2 separate regions of the Homo sapiens genome follow, and region 1 is linked to region 2. A link is a loop called in an ENCODE intact Hi-C map of the cell type or tissue named here. Cell type or tissue: ovary. All regions are shown on one strand. Links, peaks and the distances in the headings refer to the core of each region. The heading gives the core; the rest is flanking DNA.

Region 1 (9,100 bases), core at 422-8,421, 330 kb after region 2:
TTGAGGCGGAGTTTCGCTCTTGTTGCCCAGGCTGGAGGGCAATAGCGCGATCTCGGCTCACCGCAACCTCGGCCTCCCGGGTTCAAGTGATTCTCCTGCCTCAGCCTCCCAGATAGCTGGAATTACAGGTGCCTACCACCCCACCCAGCTAATTTTTGTGTTTTCAGTAGAGATGGGGTTTCACCATGTTGGGCAGGCTGGTCTCAAACTCCTGACCTCAGGTGATCCACCAGCCTTGGCCTCCCAAAGTACTGGGATTACAGCTGTGAGCCATCACCCCTAATCTCAAATGGTCCTGTAGAGTCAGCCTAGACTGTGGTCTATCTTGGAGGATGTTTGTGTGTGAGACAATGTATATTCTTCAACATTGTAGATTCCATTTTGGATGCTTCCATCGGGACTGTGTGCCCCTGTCCTGGAACTCAGCTGAACACTTGGCTCAAAATCCATTGCTGTTCTCTGGAAATTCTGCCCTAATCTCTTGGTTAAATATAAGGTATGTGTAGTAGGCTTTGCTTTTTCTCTTTGGGGACAAAACTCAGGAGGGTTGCCCCTTGGTGAACAAGGCTAACCTGCTGAGCCTTTGAAGCAAGGAACTGGAGATGGTCCTTTTAGGGGTTTATGTTCTGGATTCCAGAAAATATGCAAACAGGGCCAATAAATGCATCTTTATTTTGTGTGTATTTTAACCTGGTCAAGGAAAATTCCAACAAGAAACCCAGAGTGCTGGAGCAAGAAGATCCCATGCTGTGACCCTCTAGAGGAAGCACTTTCTGTTTGTTGTCTGAGAAAAAACAAAGTGCTTCCCTTTAGAGTTACTGTTTGGGAAAAGCAGTGTTGAAGTTGATGCTGATGTTGGTAATATATTTGCATGCTTATCATCAGACTTGGATGATGTTGGGGTTCTGGGTTTTTTTTGTTTTCTAAGACAGGGTCTCTGTGGCCCAGGCTGGAGTACAGAGGCACTTCCAACCTAGGTCTCTTGGGCTCAAATGGTCCTTTTTGGGACAGAGTCTTGCTCTGTGACTCAGGCTGGAGTGCAGTGGTGCAATCTCAGCTCACTGCACCCTCCACCTCCTGGGTTCAAGTGATTCTCCTGCCTCAGCTTCCTGGGATTACAGGCACCTGACATCATGCCCAGCTAATATTTGTATTTTTCTTTTTTATTCATTCATTTATTTATTTTTTAGGTGGAGTCTTGCTGTTGCCAAGTCTGGAGGGCCATGGCACGATCCCGGCTGACTCCAACCTCTGTCTCTCAGGTTCAAGCAATTCTCCTGCCTCAGCCTCCTGAGTAGCTGGAATTACAGGCGCTTACCACCACGCCTGACTGCTTTTCGAATGTGTGCGTATGTGTGTGTATGTGTGTTAGAGAGAAAGAGAGAGAGAGAGATGGAGTTTCACTCTTGTTGCCCAGGCTGGAGGGCAATGACATGATCTCGGCCCATACAACCTCAGCCTCCTGGGTTCAAGTGATTCTCCTGCCTCAGCCTCCTGAGTAGCTAGGATTACAGGCATGTGCCACCACACCTGGCTAATTTTGTATTTTTAGTAGATATGGGGCTTCCCCATGTTGGTCAGGCTGGTCTCGAACTCCTGACCTCAAATGATTCACCTGCCTCAGTCTCCCAAAGTGCTGGGATTACAGGTGTGAGCCAACATGCCCGGCCTGAATTTTTTTTTTTTTTTTTTTTTTTTCAAGTAAAGACGGGGTTTCACCATGTTGACCAGGCTGGTCTCAAACCTCTGAACTCACGTGAGCTGCTCGCCTCGGCCTCCCAAAGGCATGAGCCATGGTGCGTGGCCATCAACACCTCTTACTTTATCGAAATTTTTCTGGCACTGGTATAGAACCTCACGTGGGGTCAGGTGGAGTTGAAGGGACCTCAGTGTCCCTGCAGATGGGATGAGCAAGAGCACGGAGGTGGAGTGCATGGGGCTTCAGTGTTTATTGGGGAAATGAAGCTGAAATCTTGGGTGCGTGACCAGGAAATAAATGCATGAGACGGGGGTCTCACTATGCCACCCTGGCTAAAGTGGGCTTAGATCCTCCTGCCTCTGCCCCCCGCAGTCCTTGCTAGATGGGACTACATGTGAATATTAACCCATGCACAGACAAGAAGAATGTAAGAACCATTATTTGGTTCACACCGGGCCCTCAGTTAAACTTGTATTTTAGACAAACAATGTATCTGAGATGTCCTTGAACAACAAATGATTTGCTGTTCAGGTGTGGGCATCTTTGTTTTTTCCCTAATTTTAATGATGGGACTAGTCTGGGTACGGTGGCTCCCGCCTGTAATTCCAGCACTTTGGGAGGCTGAGATAGGAGGATCACCTGAGGTCAGTTGTTTGAGACCAGCCTCGCCAACATGATGAAACCTCGTCTGAACTAAAAATATAGATATTAGCCAGACGGGGTGGTGGTGCACCCCTGCAATCCCAGCTACTCAGGAGGCTGAGGCAGGAGAATCACTTGAAGCCAGGAGGCTGAGCTTTCAGTGAGCTGAGATTGAGCCACTGCACTCCAGCCTGGGCAACAGAGTGAGACTCAGTCTCAAAAAAGTAAAAAATAGGCTGGGTGTGGGCCGGGCGCGGTGGCTCACGCCTGTAATCCCAGCACTTTGGGAGGCCGAGGTGGGTGGATCACAAGGTCAGGAGACTGAGACCATCCTGGCTAACACGGTGAAACCCTGTCTCTAGTAAAAATACAAAAAAAAAAAAAAAATTAGCCAGACGTGATGGTGTGCGCCTGTACTCCTAGCTACTCAGAAGGCTGAGGCAGGAGAATGGCCTGAGCCCGGGAGGCGGAGCTTGCAGTTAGCTGAGATCGCACCACTGCACTCCAGCCTGGGTGACAGAGCAAGACTCCGTCTCAAAAAAAAAAAAAAAAAAAAAAAGGCGGGGTGTGGTAGTGCACATCTGTAATCCCAGCATTTCGGGAGGCCAAGACAGGAATTACCTGAGGTCAGGAGTTCAAGACCAACAGGGCCAACATGGCAAAACCTCGTCTCTACTAAAAATACAAAAATTATCTGGGTGCAGTGGTACACATCTGTAATTCCGGCTACCCAGAGGCTGAGGCAGGAGAATAGCTTGAACCCAGGAGGAGGAGATTTCAGTGAGCTGAAATCACACCATTGCACTTCAGCCTGGGCCACAGAGCAAGATTGTGTCTCAAAAATAAATAAATAATAAAAATGACATAAAATCAATAAATAAAAATAAATACATAAATACAGGAACATCATTAATTTGGATGTCACCTTTGTGCAGGGGCCAGGGTAATCTCTGTCATTCCAATTTTTTTTATGTGCACTGCCAAAGCAAGCACTCATGTAGGAATTATCCTTCCTGTGAGCATATAATATATGGAACATTCTTTGAGACAGGGTCTCAAAAATATGATGTGTATTTCATCATATATATAATATAATCGTATACACACAAAATACTGTTTAAATACAGAGAATACCCTGATATCACCTTGGGTATTTTTCTTTGTTTCTGTGTGTGTGTGTGTGTGTGTGTGTGTGTGTGTGTGTGTGTTTGTTTGGTTATTTCTGAGACAAGGTCTGGCTCTATCGCCCAGGCTGGAGTGTAGTGGTGTGATCTCAACTCACTGCAACCTCCGCCCCCCACCTAAACCTGCTGAATTAGTGTCTACAGGCATGCACCAGCACACCTGGCTAACTTTTGTATTTTTTGTACATATGGGGTTACACCATGTTGCCGGGGCTGGCCTCTAACTCCTGAGCTCAGGTGATCCTCCCGCCTCAGCCCCTAAAGTGCTGGGATTAGAGGTGTGAGCCACCGCACCCCAGCCATACTTGTGTATTTCTATTCAAATTTTATTGAGGAGTTTTTACCGCCCAGCCTGTGGTCTATCCTGGAGAATGTTTGTGTGTGCGACAATGTATATTCTTCACCATCGTAGATTCCGTTTTGGATGCTCCCATCGGGACTGTGTGTCCCTGTGCTGGAACTCGAGTGAACACTTGGCTCAAAATCCACTGCTGTTCTCTAGAGATCTGTAGGGTCCAGCCCTACTGGGCCTGTGGGTTTTTCTCTTCGTGAGCAGATAGGAGAGATTGTAGAAATAAAGACACAAGACAAAGAGAGAGAAGAAAAGGCAGCTGGGCCTGGGGGACCACTACCACCAAGACGTGGAGACCGGTAGTGGCCCCGAATGCGTGGCCGCGCCGTTATTTATTGTATACGAGGCAAAAGGGCAGGGTAAGAAGTGTGAGTCTTCTCTAATGATAGGTAAGATGACGCGAGTCACGTGTCCACCGGACAGGGGGCCCCTTCCCTATTTGGTAGCTTAGGCGGAGAGAGATTGGGGACAGCTTACGTCATTATTTCTTCTATGTATTTCTCGGAGAGATCAAAGACTTTAATACTTTCACTTATTCTGCTACCGTTATCTAGAAGGCGGAGCCAGGTGTGCAGAGCGGAACGTGAAAGTGGACCAGGAGCGTGACCGCTGAAGCACAGCATCACAGGGAGACGTTTAGGCCACCAGACGGCTGCGGGCGGGCTTGACTGATGTCAGGCTTTCCACAAGAGGTGGTGGAGCAGAGTCTTCTCTAACTCCCCTGGAGAAAGGGAGACTCCCTCTCCGGGTTTGGGAAGGTAAGGGGGTCCTTCCCAGGCACTGGCGCTACCGCTGTGCTAAGTGACGGGTGCCTTCCCCCTGGTGTTACCGCTGGACCAGGGAGCCCTCTAGTGGCCGTGTCCGGGCATGACAGAGGGCTCACGCTCTTGTCTTCTGGTCGCTTCTCACCGTGTCCCTTCAGCTCCTATCTCTGTATGGCCTGGTTTTCCCTAGGTTATGATTGTAGAACAAAGATTATTATAATATTGGAATAAAGAGTAATGCTACAAACTAATGATTAATAATATTCATATATAATCATATCTATAATCTATTTCTAGTATAACTAGTCTTATTCTATATATTTTCTTTGTTATACTGGAACGGCTTGTGGTGAGTTTCTTTATTATACCGGAACAGCTTGTGCCTTCGGTCTCTTGCCTCGGCACCTGGGTGGCTTGCCACCCACAGAAATCCTGCCCGTTTCTCTTGGTTAAATATAATGTATTTCTAGTAGGCATTGCTTCTTCTTTCCAGAGACAAAACTCAGGAGGATTGTGCTATGATAAACAAGGCTAACCTGCTGATTCTCTGAAGCAAGGAACTGGAGATGGTCCTTCTAAGGGTTTATATTCTGGATTCCAGGAAACATGCAAACAGGACCCATAAATGCATCTTTATTTTGGTGCCCATTTTGACCTGGTCAGGAGAATTCCAACAAAAAATCCACGGTGTTGGAGCAAGATCTCAGGCTCTCAGGCTGTGGCCATCTAGAGGTAAGAAGCACTTTCTGTTGTCTTAAAGAAAAGAAAGTCCTTTTTTTTTTTTTTTTTTTTTTTTGAGACAATGTCTCGCTCTGTCGCCCAGGCTGGAATGCAGTGGCGTGATCTTGGCTCACTGCAAGCTCCGCCTCCCGGGTTCATGCCATTCTCCTGCCTCAGCCTCCTGTGTAGCTGGGACTACAGGCGCCCGCCACCAAGCCCGGCTAATTTTTTGTATTTTTAGTAGAGACGGGGTTTCATCTTGTTAGGCAGGATGGTCTCGATCTCCTGACCTCATGATCCACCCGCCTCGGCCTCCCAAAGTGCTGGGATTACAGGCGTGAGCCACCACGCCCGCCCAGAAAGTGCTTTCTTTCAGAGGGTTACGGTTTGAGAAAAGCAGCATTGAAGTTGACGCTGATCTTGGTAATACATTTGCAGAGCATGCTTATGGTCAGACGTGGATGATGGTGGGGTTTTGTTTTTGTTTTGTTTTTTATCTGAGACAGGGTGTCTCTGTTGCCCAGGCTGGAGTGCAGTGGCACATCCAACCTAGATCTCTTGGGCTCAAGTGGTCCTCTTTTTGAAACAGAGTCTCACTCTGTTACCCTGGCTGGAGTTCAGTGGCAGGAACTTGGCTCACTGCAATCTCTGTCTCCTGGGTTCAAGCAATTCTCTGGCCTCAGCCTCCCGAGCAGGGTTACAGGCATGTGCCACCACGCCCGGCTAATTTTTGCATTTTTTTAATTGATTTATTTGTTTGTTGTTGAGACAGTCTCACTCTGTTGCCCAGGCTGTAGTGCAGTGGTGTGATCTCAGCTCACCGCAACCTCCACCTCCCATGTCAGCCTCCTGAATACCTGTCTCCAGGCATGCACCCCCACACCTGGCTAACTTTTGCATTTTTTGTACAGATGAGGTTTCACCATGTTGCCCAGGCTGGTCTTGAACCCCTGAGCTCAAGTGGTCCTCCCACCTCGGCCTCCTAAACTGCTGTGATTAATGGTGTGAGCCACCGTGCCACACCCGTACTTGTTTGTTTCTGCTCAAATTGTATTGAGGAGCTTTTACATCCTAGTCTGTGGTCTATCCTGGAGGATGTTTGTGTATATAACAATGTACATTTTCAACATTTTAGATTCCATTTTGGATGCTCCCATCGGGACTGTGTGTCCCTGTGCTGGAACTCGAGTGAACACTTGGCTCAAAATCCATTGCTGTTCTCTAGAAATCCTGCCCTATTCTCTTGGTGAAATATAAGGTATGTCTAGTCGGCATTGATTTTTCTTTCTGGAGACAAAACTCAGGAGGGTTGCCCCTGCATGAACAAGGCTAACCTGCTGAGCCTTTGAAGCAAGGAACTGGAGATGGTTTTTTTAGGGGTTTATATTCTGGATTCCAGAAAACATGCAAACAGGGACAATGAATGCATCTTTATTTTTCTGTCCATTTTAACCTGGTAAACGAAAATTTCACCAAAAAACCCAGAGTCCTGGAGCAAGAAGATCTCAGGCTGTGACCCTCCAAAGGGAAGAACTTTCTGTTGTCTAAAAGAAAAGAACGCACTTCCCTTTAGAGTGTTACCGTGTGAGAAAAGCAACGTTGAAGCTGATGCTGATCTTGGTAATAAGTTTGCAGAGCCTGCTTATCATCAGACTTGGACGACGGTGTAGTTCTGTTTTGGTTTTGAGTTTTTTGTTTGTTTGTTTTGTTTTGCTTTTGAGATGGAGGCTTGCTCTGTCGCCCAGGCTGGAGTGCAGTGGCGTGTTCTCAGCTCACTGCAACCTCCGCCTCCCAGGTTCACGCCATTCTTCTGCCTCTTGAGTAGCTGGGACTACAGGCGCCCGCCACCACGCCTGGCTAATTTTTTGTATTTTTAGTAGACACAGAGTTTCACTGTGTTAGCCAGGATGGTCTTGATCTCCTGACCTTGTGATCCACCCGCCTTGGCCTCCAAAAGTGCTGGGATTACAGGCGTGAACCACTGCGCCCGGCCTTAATTTTTGTATTTTTAGTAGAGACAGGAGGCTGAGCTTTCAGTGAGCTGAGTTCGTTCCACTGCACTCCAGCCTGGGCAACAGAGTGAGACTCCATCTCAAAAAAATAAAAAATAGGCCGAGCGTGGTGGCACATGCCTGTAATCCCAGCCCTTTGGGAGGCCGAGACAGGTGGATCACCTGAGGTCAGGAGTTAAAGGCTGGCTGGGCCAACAAGGCAAAACCTCGACTCTACTAAAAATACAAAATTACACCTGTAATCTTAGCTGCTTGGGGGGCTGTGGCAGAAGAACCTCTTGAACCCAGGAAGAGGAGATTGCAGTGAGACGAAATCATACCATTGCACTCTAGCCTGGGCGACAGAGCGAGATTCTGTCTCAAAAAATAAATAAGTAGGGCAGACAGGGTGGCTCACGTCTGTAATCCCAGCACTTTGGGAGGCAAGGCGGGTAAATCACAAGGTCAGGAGTTCGAGACCAGCCTGGCCAACATGGCGAAACCCCATCTCTACTAAAAATACAAAAAAGTAGCTGGGCATGGTGGCTGGCACCTGTAGTCCCAGCTACTTGGGAGGCTGAGGCAGGAGAATCGTGTGAACCCAGGAAGCGGAGGTTGCAGTGAGCCGAGATCGGGCCATTGCACTCCAGCCTGGGCGACAGTGCGAGACTCTGTATCAAAAATAAGTAAATAAATAAACAAAATAAAAGTAAAAAGAATTAAATAGATAAATATGGTACCATTATGAATTTGAGTGTCACCTTTGTGCAGGGGTCATGGTAATCTTTGTTATTTCAATTTTTTTATGCGTATTGCCAAAGCAAGCACATATGCGTAGGAATTATACTTCCTGTGAGAATACAATATATGGAGCTTTCTTTTTTGTTTTTTCTGTTTGTTTGTTTTTTGAGACACAGTTTCACTCTTGTTGCCCAGGCTGGAGTGCAATGTCACGATCTCAGCTCACGGCAACCTCTGCCTCCTGGGTTCAAGCGATTCTCCTGCCTCAGCCTCCCAAGTAGCTGGGATTGCTTGCATGTGCCACCAAGCCTAGCTAATTTTTTGTATTTAGAGTAGAGATGGGGTTTCTCCATGTTGGTCAGGCTGGTCTCGAACTCCTGACCTCAGATGATCCATCCACCTCAGCCTCCCAAAGTGCTGGGATTACAGATGTGAGCCACCATGCCCGGCCATGATATATTTTTATATATGTAATATCACATACACACAAAATACTCTTCTATGCACAGAGAATAGTCTTATATCACTTTGGGTATTTGTGTGTGTGTGTGTGTGTGTGTGTGTGTGTGTGTGTGTGTGTGTGTTTTGTTTGGTTGGTTATTTTTGAGACAAGGTCTGGCTCTGTCATCCAGGCTGGAGTGTAGTGGTGTGATCTCAGCTCACTGCAACCTCCACCCCCGACCTAAGCCTACTGAATTAGTGTCTACAGGCACGCACTACCACACCTGGCTCACTTTTGTATTTTTTGTACACATGGGGTTTCACAATGTTGCCGGGGCTGGTCTCAAACTCCTGTGCTCAGGTGATCCTCCCATCACGGCCTCCTAAAGTGCTGGAATTAGAGGTGTGAGCCGCCACGCCCCACCTGTACTTGTGTATCTCTGTTCAAATGTTACTGAGGAGCTTTTACAGCGTAACCTGTGGTCTATCCTGGAAAATGTTTGTGTGTGAGACAATGTACATTCTTCAACATCTTAGATTGCAGTTTGGATGCTCCCGTCAGGACT
Region 2 (9,100 bases), core at 670-8,669:
AAAAGTGTAGTGAGTGTGGCAAGACCTTTAGTCTGAAGTCATACCTTACGCACCATCGTAGACTTCATACTGGAGAGGTACCTTACAAGGATAATGAGTGTAGAAAAACCTTTCATGGGCAGTCAGCATTTTACAAATGTAATGATTGTCACCAAGTCTTGAGTAATGCTACAACTATTGCAAATCATTGGAGAATCCATAATGAAGAGAGATCCTACAAGTGTGATAAATGCAGAATAAATGCAGAAAATTTTTCAGACATCCTTCATACCTTTGCAGTTCATGGGTGAAGTCGTATTAGAAACCTTACAAATGTGAAGAATGTGATGAAGCTTTCAGATTCAAATCAAACCTTGATAGTCATAGAATTCATACTAGAGAGAAACCTTAGCAGTGTAATGAACGTGGCAAGGTTTTAAATCAAAAAGCAAAGCTTGCACATCATCATAGAATTCATACTGGAGATAAACGTTACAAATGTGAAGCATGTGACAAAGTTTACAGTCGCAAATCAAGCCTCCAAAGACAGGAGAATTCATACTGGAGAGAAAGCTTACATATGTGAAGAATGTCACCAAGTTTTCAGTCACACTCAAACCTTGAAAGACACAGGAGAATTCCTACTGGAGAGATAGCATAAAAATGTAAGAGTTTGTGACAAGGCTTTCAGGCATAATTCGCACCTGGCACAACATCCTAGAATTCACATTGGAGAGAAAGCTTACAAGTATAATGAATGTGACAGGTCTTTAGTGGGCAGTCAACACTTGTTTACCATCAGGCAATCCATGGTGTAGGGAAACTTTACTTATGTAATGATTGTCACAAAGTCTTCAGTTACACTACAACCATTGCGAATCATTGGAGAATCCATAATGAAGAGAGATCATACTAGTTTAATAAATTTGGCAAATTTTTCAGACATTGTTCATAACTTGCAGTTCATCGGCGAACTCGTACTGGAGAGAAACCTTACAAATGTCATGATTGTGACAAGGTCTCAGTCAAGCTTCATTCTATGCAAAACATAGGAGAATTCATACAGGAGAGAAACCTCACAAGTGTGATGATTGCGGCAAAGCCTTTAATTCACATTCACACCTCACTAGACATCAGAGAATGCATACTGGACAGAAATCTTATAAATGTCATCAGTGTGCCAAAGTCTTCAGTCTGAGCTCACTCCTTGCAGGATATCAGAAAATTCATTTTGGAGATAGTTGTTCCAAATACAATGTGTATAGCAAACCATCAAGCATTAATTGACACTAGAGTCAGTTCAGCATTGACTTGAGTTTGACTTAACATTGAGTTGAAGCCTTAATTGACATTAAAGTGTTTATGTTAAGAGGACTGGGCCAGGCACAGTGGCTCACACCTGTAATCTGAGCGCTTTGGGAGGCCAGCACCGGTAGATCACTTGAGTTCAGGAGTTTGAGGTCAGCCTGGCCAACAGACGTGAGCCATTTTCCCAGCCTGTTTTTTGTTTCTTTAACAAAAACTGATAGGGATTTTTTTTTTTTTTTTTGAGATGGAGTTTCACTCTTGTTGCCCAGGCTGGACTGCAATGGAGCGATCCCAGCTCACTACAACCTCCGCCTCCCAGGTTCAAGCAATTCTCCTGCCTCAGCCTCCAGAGTAGCTAGGATTACAGGCATGAGCCACCACGCCCAGCTAATTTTGTATTTTTAGTAGAGATGGGGTTTCTCCATGTTGGTTAGGCTGGTCTTGAACTCCCAGCCTCAGATGATCCACCCACCTCGGCCTCCCAAAGTGCTGGGATTACAGGCGTGAGCCACTGCGCCCAGCCCCAGTGATAAGGATTTTTATGGGTACCGTGTTGAATCTAAATCACATTGGGTTATATAATCATTTAACAATATTAATTTTTCCAAACCATAAGTATGGGTTGTAGCTCTATGTTTCTAATCATTTTGATCAATGTTTGTAGATTTCAAGGTAAAAACCTCTGACCTTTTTACGTTTATTTCTAAGTATTTCTTACTTTAAGTTCTCCAGCCAATGGAAGTGTTTTAAAATTTTCTTTTAAAGTTGTTTGTTGTTAAAAGTATGGAAATTCAACTAATTTTTGGTGCTGATACTGTATTGTGCAAATCCACTGAATATGTTACTTAGTTCCAGTAGTATTTTGGTTGACTCTTTGTGATTTTCTGCACAGAAGATCATGTCGTCTACAAACAAATATAATTTTACTTCTTTCTTTCTGATTTCGATGAGTTTGATTTCTTCTGCTATTTAATTGCTCTAGCTAGGACAGCCAGTATTGATTGAATAGAAGGGGTGAGAGCACTCTTGCATCATGTGAGATCCTCCAGGAAAGGCATTCCATTTTCCCTACTTGATTATTCACTCATTGGTCATTTCATGGATGGTCTTTCTATTGTTTAGGTAAATTTCCTTTCTATCTATTTTGTTTAGGATTTCTATGATGACTGGATTTTGAATTTTGTGAAATGCTTTTTCTCCCTCTATTAAGATGATGTGGTTTTCATCTTTCATTCTGTTCAAGTGGCATATCACATTGATTTGCTTGAATATGTTGAACCATCCTTGCATCCCAGAAATAAGTGGCACTTGAATATCTACAATCCTTTTTACATCCTCTTGAATACAGTTTTCTAGTACAAGGGATCTTGATGAAGTTCATGGAAAAATACATATTATGAGAAAATTGTGCATGAATTTCACAGTTTTTGCACCAAATTAAACTGGTACAAGTCTGTTATAACATGTCTGAACAGGCTGTAGTTGAAGGCACTCAGAAGGATAAGACATAAGTTTGAAAAGAGACTCTATCAAAGTAAAATAAATTCTGCTAAAATTGAAACAAAAAGAAACATCAAATTTATGATGAGATCAGATGCAGTGTCACCACACCCTGCTAATTTTTGTATTTTTAGTAGAGATGGGGTTTCACCATATTGGCCAGGCTGGTCTTGAACTCGTGACCTCGTGATCCACCCGCCTCGGCCTCCCAAAGTGCTGGGATTACAGGCATGAGCCACTGCACCTGGCCCACATCAGTTTTACAAAAAAAAATTAACCTTGTTTGTGCCGCAATGAAGAGGACTGACAGGTAACAGCAGAAATAGTAGTCAGGAGTTCGAGAACAGGCTGGTTAACATGGTGAAACCCCGTCTCTACTAAAAATACAAAAATTAACTGGGTATGGTGGCAGATGCCAGTAATCCCAGTTACTGGGAAGGCTGAAGCCAGAGAATCACTTGAACCTCAGAGGCAGAGGTTGCAGTGAGCCGAGATGGCGCCATTGCACTCCAGCCTGCGCAACAAGAGCGAAACTTTGTCTCAAAAAGAAAAAAAAAAAGATGTCAAGCCTCTTCTCTTCCTCTCTCCCCTTGTGGTGTGTACTTGACTCTGCCTCTCACCAGATCTTCTTATAAGACTTTCAGGATTAAGCGATTCCTGGCCAAGAAACAAAAGCAAAACCGTTCCATTCCCCAGTGGATTCAGATCAAAACTGGTAATAAAATCAGGTACAACTTTAAAAGGAGACATTGGAGAAGAATCAAGCTGGGTCTATAAGGAATTGCACGTGAGATGGCACACATATTTATGCTGTCTGAGCATTACAATCATGTTACCATATCAAGCTGAAAATGTCACCACTATCTGGAGAGTTGGACATGTTTTATTGGGAATATATTTTTTCTCTCTGAATCTGTTAGGAACATGTTGGTTGGCTGGGTTCAGTAATAAATATGTGAGGCTTTTCATTTAAAAAAAAAGTCAAATGATGTAATTGCATAGAGTACCTTAGTTTCTGTATTGCTTTTTAGGTTTTTTTTTTTTTTTTTTTAACTCCACTGGGTCAGTGGATCACACCTGTGATCCTTGCACTTTGGGAGGCTGAGGTGAGAGGATTGGCTGAGACCAGGAGTCTCCTGGGAATCTTCTCGTCTCCTGTAACCCAGTTCACGACAGACCCTTGGACTTTACTATATTGGAAAAATCTACATAAAACAATGTCAGTGTGTCAAAGCATTATGTCTGTCACAAGCTTGTGAAAGGAAAATAAAAATTACTAAGCCAAAGAGAAAAGTCAAGCTGGGAACTGCAGCAGACAAACCTGCCTTCCATTTTATTCTTAAACAAGATAGCTAGAAAGACAAAAAAAAAAAAAAAAAAGCTACATAGAGGCCGGGCACGGTGGCTCATGCCGCTAATCCCACCACGTTGGGAGGCTGAGGCGGGCGGATCACCTGAGGTTGGGACTTTGAGACCAGCCTGACTAACATGGAGATATCCCGTCTCTACTAAAAACACAAAACTTGGCAAGGCATGGTGGCACATGCCTGTCATCCCAGCTACTCGGGAGGGTGAGGCAGGAGAATCGCTTGAACCCAGGAGGCGGAAGTTGCAGTGAGCCGAGATCGCGCTACTGCACTCCAACCTGGACGACAGAGTGAGACTCCATCTCAAAAAAAAAAAAAAGAAACTTGCAGCAAACATGGTATGATATAAAAATCCTTTGCCACAGGGGAGAACCAGGTATGATAAGTTGCTACATGGAGAGCAATATGTGAGTTTCTACTCTGTCTTCGGGTGCCTTCCCAGAGATGCCCCCACATTTTCCTACAGCAGTGGGGATATAGGATGGACTGACCCTCCCCACCACACACACACACACACACACACACACACACACACACACACACACACACACACACCCCCCCCCCCCCCCCCCCCGGGGAAAAGCCCATATAAAGCAGTTCCCATTTCCCTCCACAAACTGCGGGCTCCCAGTGAAAACTACCTTATAGACTTTCTTGCAAATCCCATTCTTTTCTGGCCTTCTACGGGATGACAGGGGCCTAGAGAAGGCAGTACTGGGTGGAGTTACCTGGGTGCGCATTTGTTGGGATGTGGCATTTTATGGCTATTCTAAGGTCTGTTATCAGTTGTCTGTCTTGGGGAGAATGTGCAGTCGCCATGGTCCAATAATCCTCTATCCAAGGACCACACAGGTCACCACAGGTGCTCAATCAGTGTGATCCACATGGTGTGATGTGTGCTCTGGCAGGGCACAGATGGACACACTCAGCTCTGTCAATGTGTAAACAGGGAGTGCTGCAATGACATGGTTTATTCACAGTCACCATGGAATCTGATGTGGCATTTTAAAAAATGCGTAGATCTATTGCAACTGTTATGAAAACATCACTGATTGGCCACGCACGGTGGCTTACACCTGTAATCCCAGCACTTTGGGAGGTTGAGGCAGGCAGATCACCTGAGGTCGGGAGTTTGAGACCAGCCTGACCAACATGGTGAAACTTGTCTCTACTAAAAGTACAAAATTAGCCTGGCATGGTGGCACATGCCTGTAATCCCAGCTTCTCCAGAGGCTGAGGCAGGAGAATCACTTGAAGCCAGTTGGCAGAGGTTGGGGTAAGCGGAAATCACGCCATTGCACTCCAGCCTGGGCAACAAGAGTGAAACTCCATCTCGAAAAAAAAAAAGAAAAGAAAAAGAAAAAGAAAACATCACTGATTGGTGAAAGCTATTGAATTAGACAGAAATGTAACTCTGCAAATATATATTTAAATATTTAATAGTGAACAGAATATCTGAATGGTGTGTATATACATATATATGTTGTATGTGATTTCAGATGCAATTTTAGATATTCTATGAAATTGTGTAGGCAGAAGGATACACCTCAAACTGGTGAAAATTATGTGTAGATATAAATGACTACTTTTTATTTTAGTGTTTAAATATTTTATTACGTTTGTTGAGGTGTGTATTAACTTTCTAATGAATTACCACAGTATAGCCAGCAGTTTACTACAGCACTCATTTATTTTCTCACAGTTCACAGATGAAAAATGTGTCAGGTTTTTCTGGGTACTCTGTCTAGTCTCACCAGGCCAAAATCAAGGTCAAAGCCATGGGATCGACTCTTGAGACTGTGGGGGCAGAATTCTCTTCTAAGCTCATTCAGATTGTTGTCAGAATTCATTTCTTTCTCCTGGTCCCCATATTTTCAAAATACAGCATGTGAAATTACTCTCGTGCTCCTGAGTCCTGACTTCCTCCACTATTGCATCTCTCTGACATATATTTCTGCTTCAAGGACACATAGGACCCACCCAGATAATCCAAGATAACTTTCTTTTGTTTTGTTTTGTTTTTTGTTTTTTGTTTTTGAGACTGAGTCTGGCTCTGTCAACCAGGCTGCAGTGCAGTGGTGCCTTCTCTGCTCACTGCAACCTCTGCCTCCCAGGTTAAAGTGATTCTCCTGCCTCAGCCCCCCGAGTAGCTGGGATTACAGGCGTGCACCACCGTGCTGGCTAATTTTTATATTTTTAGTAGAGATGGGGTTTCACCATGTTGGCCAGGCTGGTCTTGAACTCCTGACCTCAAGTGATCCACCCACCTCGGCCTTTCAAAATGCTGGCATTACACACAGTTTTTTCTTTCAAAGTCAAATGAGGCCAGGCATGGTAGCGGGTGCCTTTAGTCCCACCTACTCAGGAGGCTGAGGTAGGAGGATCGCTTGAACGCAAGAGGCAGAGGATGCAGTGAGCCGAGATCGCACCAATGTACTCCCACCTGGCCGACAGAGCGAAACTCAGTCTCAAAAAATAAAATAAAATTCAAATGACTAGTAGCCTTCATTAATTAATAAATTACCAGACAAATTCCTTTTTGCAGGTAACATAAACAAGATTAGCACCAGGAGTTGGAGACCTGCCTACAACATTATAGGACCAGTAAACCTTTTTGCACTGAGAAAATAATTTGTCAATCTAGCTAGAAAATTATTACCGTCTGGGATATTTCGGTTAAGAGAAATTTGTATACTATATATTGATAAACTGTATTTGTAATACTCTATTTTACATAGTTATATAACTATACATCAATATAATTAACTATACATCAATATAATTATATAGTAATATATATTTAAATATTGGTAAACTCTACGTTTCTATGAAATTTCTATATTATTTGGTATTCAGTTGTGCTCACGTGTCCATTGATTTCTTTTCTTTTTTTTTTTTCTGAGACCAAGTCTCGCTCTGTAGCCCAGGCTGGGGAGCAGTGTTGTGATCTCAGCTCACTGCAACCTCTGCCTCGCAGGTTTGAGCAATTCTCCTCTCTCAGCCTTCCAGGTAGCTGGGATTACAGGCGCGCACCACCACGTCCAGCTAATTTTTGTCTTTTTGGTAGAGACGAGGTTTCACCATGTTGGCCAGGCCGGTCCCTAACTCTTGACCTCAGGTGATCTGCCTACCTAGGCCTCCCAAAGTGCTAGGATTACAGACGTGAGCCACTATGCCCGACCAGGTTTCTTTCATTTTTAAAAGACTTTTAAGTTCAGGGGTACATGTGCAGGTCTGTTACATAGGTAAACGTGTGTCATGGGAGTTTGTTGTACAGATCACTTCATCACCAGGATATAAATTCTAGTGCCCACTAATCATATTTCCTGATCCTCTCCCTTCTCCCACCCTATGCCCTCCAATAGGCCCCAGTGTGTGTTGTTCCCCTCTATGTATCTGTCTTCTCATCATTTACCTCCCTCTTATAAGTGAGAACATGTGGCATTTGGGTTTGTGTTCCTGTGTTACTTTGCTAAGGAAAATGGCCTCCAGCTCCATCCATGTCCCTGCAAAGGACATGATCTCGTTCTTTTTTATGGCTGCATAGTATTCCATGGTGTATAGGTACCACATTTTCTTTATCCAGTCCATGGGTGATGGGCATTTTGGTTGACTTCATGTTTGCTATTGTGAATAGTGCTGCAACGAACATACACGTGCATGCGTCTTTACAATAGAACAATTTATATTCCTTTAGGCATATATCCTGTAATGAGATTGCTGGGTCGAAGGATATATCTCTCTTTAGGTCTATTTTGTGGAAAGCAGAGTGGGAATTCAAAAATTTCTAATGTAAACTAACGGCTTCATGTTCTTCCTTTTACTTCCTTTCATGTCTTTCAAAATCCTTCTTAGGTACTTTGCCTGATTCCATTTATCTGCATATAACTTAAAAGATCAAAGGTCTAAATATTATAAGGAAATCTACTTTGGGTGGAAAGACTTCTCAGGGAGGCAGAGAATCCACTGAGACATACGTAGTGTGCGTTCAGTCCCTGATGTACCAGAGCTCAGTATTTCCTGCTTCCTTCTTGTGAGACCCTCTCTGCCTCCAGGGATCAAGGAGAAGAAAGAATCTCCCCAGACACTCCAAAATCCCTTTGGAGATGCTACCCGCGAATTAGTACATGTTTTCTTGGTAATTATAACAGGGAAATAAAAGTTTTAAAAATATAATAGCGTCCTGGCTGGGCACGGTGGCTCACGCCTGTAATCCCAGCACTTTGGGAGGCCAAGGCGGGAGGATCACGGGTCAGGAGATCGAGACCATCCTGGCTAACATGGTGAAACCCCTTCTCTACTGAAAATAGAAAAAATTAGCCGGGCGTGGTGGCGGGTGCCTGTAGTCCCAGCTATTCGGGCCACTGCATTCCAGCCTGGGTGACAGAGTGAGACTCCATCTCTAAATAAATAAATAAAAATATAGTAGCATCCTAGGACTGCACTGTCATAGCTGTGACAGGTAAAATGATCATTGCGGTTGTGACAGCAGGTGAGTACACAGAACCACAATCCCATATCTAGCAGCCTGGCTGCTGCCCTCTCATATAATACTGACTGGCATGACCAGCACACTGAGCTCACCATCCAGACAGAAGGATGGGTGAGGTGACTGTTTTATACTTCACTTTGACAGGTAGAGTATGGAATAGAAGGAGGTATATAAGAAGTCCAGATATGGCCGGGCATCGGGGCTCATGCCCGTAATCCTAACACTTTGGGAGGCCAATGGTGGGGGGGGCGGTGGATCACCTGAGGTCAGGAGTTGGAGACCAGCCTGCCCGACATGGCAAAACCCATCTGTACTAAAAATACAAAAATTAGCCGGGCTTAGTGGTGGGCCCCTGTAATCCCAGCTACTCTGGAGGCTGAGACAGGAGAATCGCTAGAACCTGGGGGGCGGAGGTTGCTGTGAGCCGAGATCACTCTACTTCACTCCAGCCTGG

What was found. A loop is a pair of places that touch in the nucleus more often than their neighbours do. Peaks named below come from ENCODE experiments on the same cell type or tissue, not always from the same donor. Only the 100,000 strongest peaks of a DNase experiment are listed, where the experiment ranks them.
Region 1: it touches region 2 in a loop (4-fold over the local background); 48 of 110 quality-filtered maps call a loop at or near these places.

The regions. Positions count from the first base shown.
Region 1 is chr19:53,741,772-53,750,871 of GRCh38, forward strand. MIR520H (microRNA 520h) reads left to right here and starts at 741; the gene lies at 741-828. MIR521-1 (microRNA 521-1) reads left to right here and starts at 6,865; the gene lies at 6,865-6,951. LOC124904765 (a long non-coding RNA gene) reads left to right here. Exons shown (of 6, transcript XR_007067334.1): 2 at 374-496; 3 at 4,432-4,635; 4 at 5,135-5,373; 5 at 6,497-6,619. It also overlaps the pseudogene RNU6-982P and the pseudogene RNU6-751P. RefSeq lists a silencer at 4,160-4,372 and an enhancer at 5,431-6,029. In ovary, for the core only: no CTCF peak of the experiment used is centred there; a DNase peak (open chromatin) is centred at 4,710.
Region 2 is chr19:53,409,782-53,418,881 of GRCh38, forward strand. All of the region lies in intron 3 of ZNF765-ZNF761 (ZNF765-ZNF761 readthrough), which reads left to right. ZNF765 (zinc finger protein 765) reads left to right here. Exons shown (of 4, transcript NM_001040185.3): 4 at 1-2,228. It also overlaps the pseudogene LOC124904793 and the pseudogene RPL39P36. Among named protein-coding and RNA genes, the nearest start is that of ZNF761, 18 kb to the right of the region's middle. In ovary, for the core only: no CTCF peak of the experiment used is centred there; no DNase peak of the experiment used is centred there.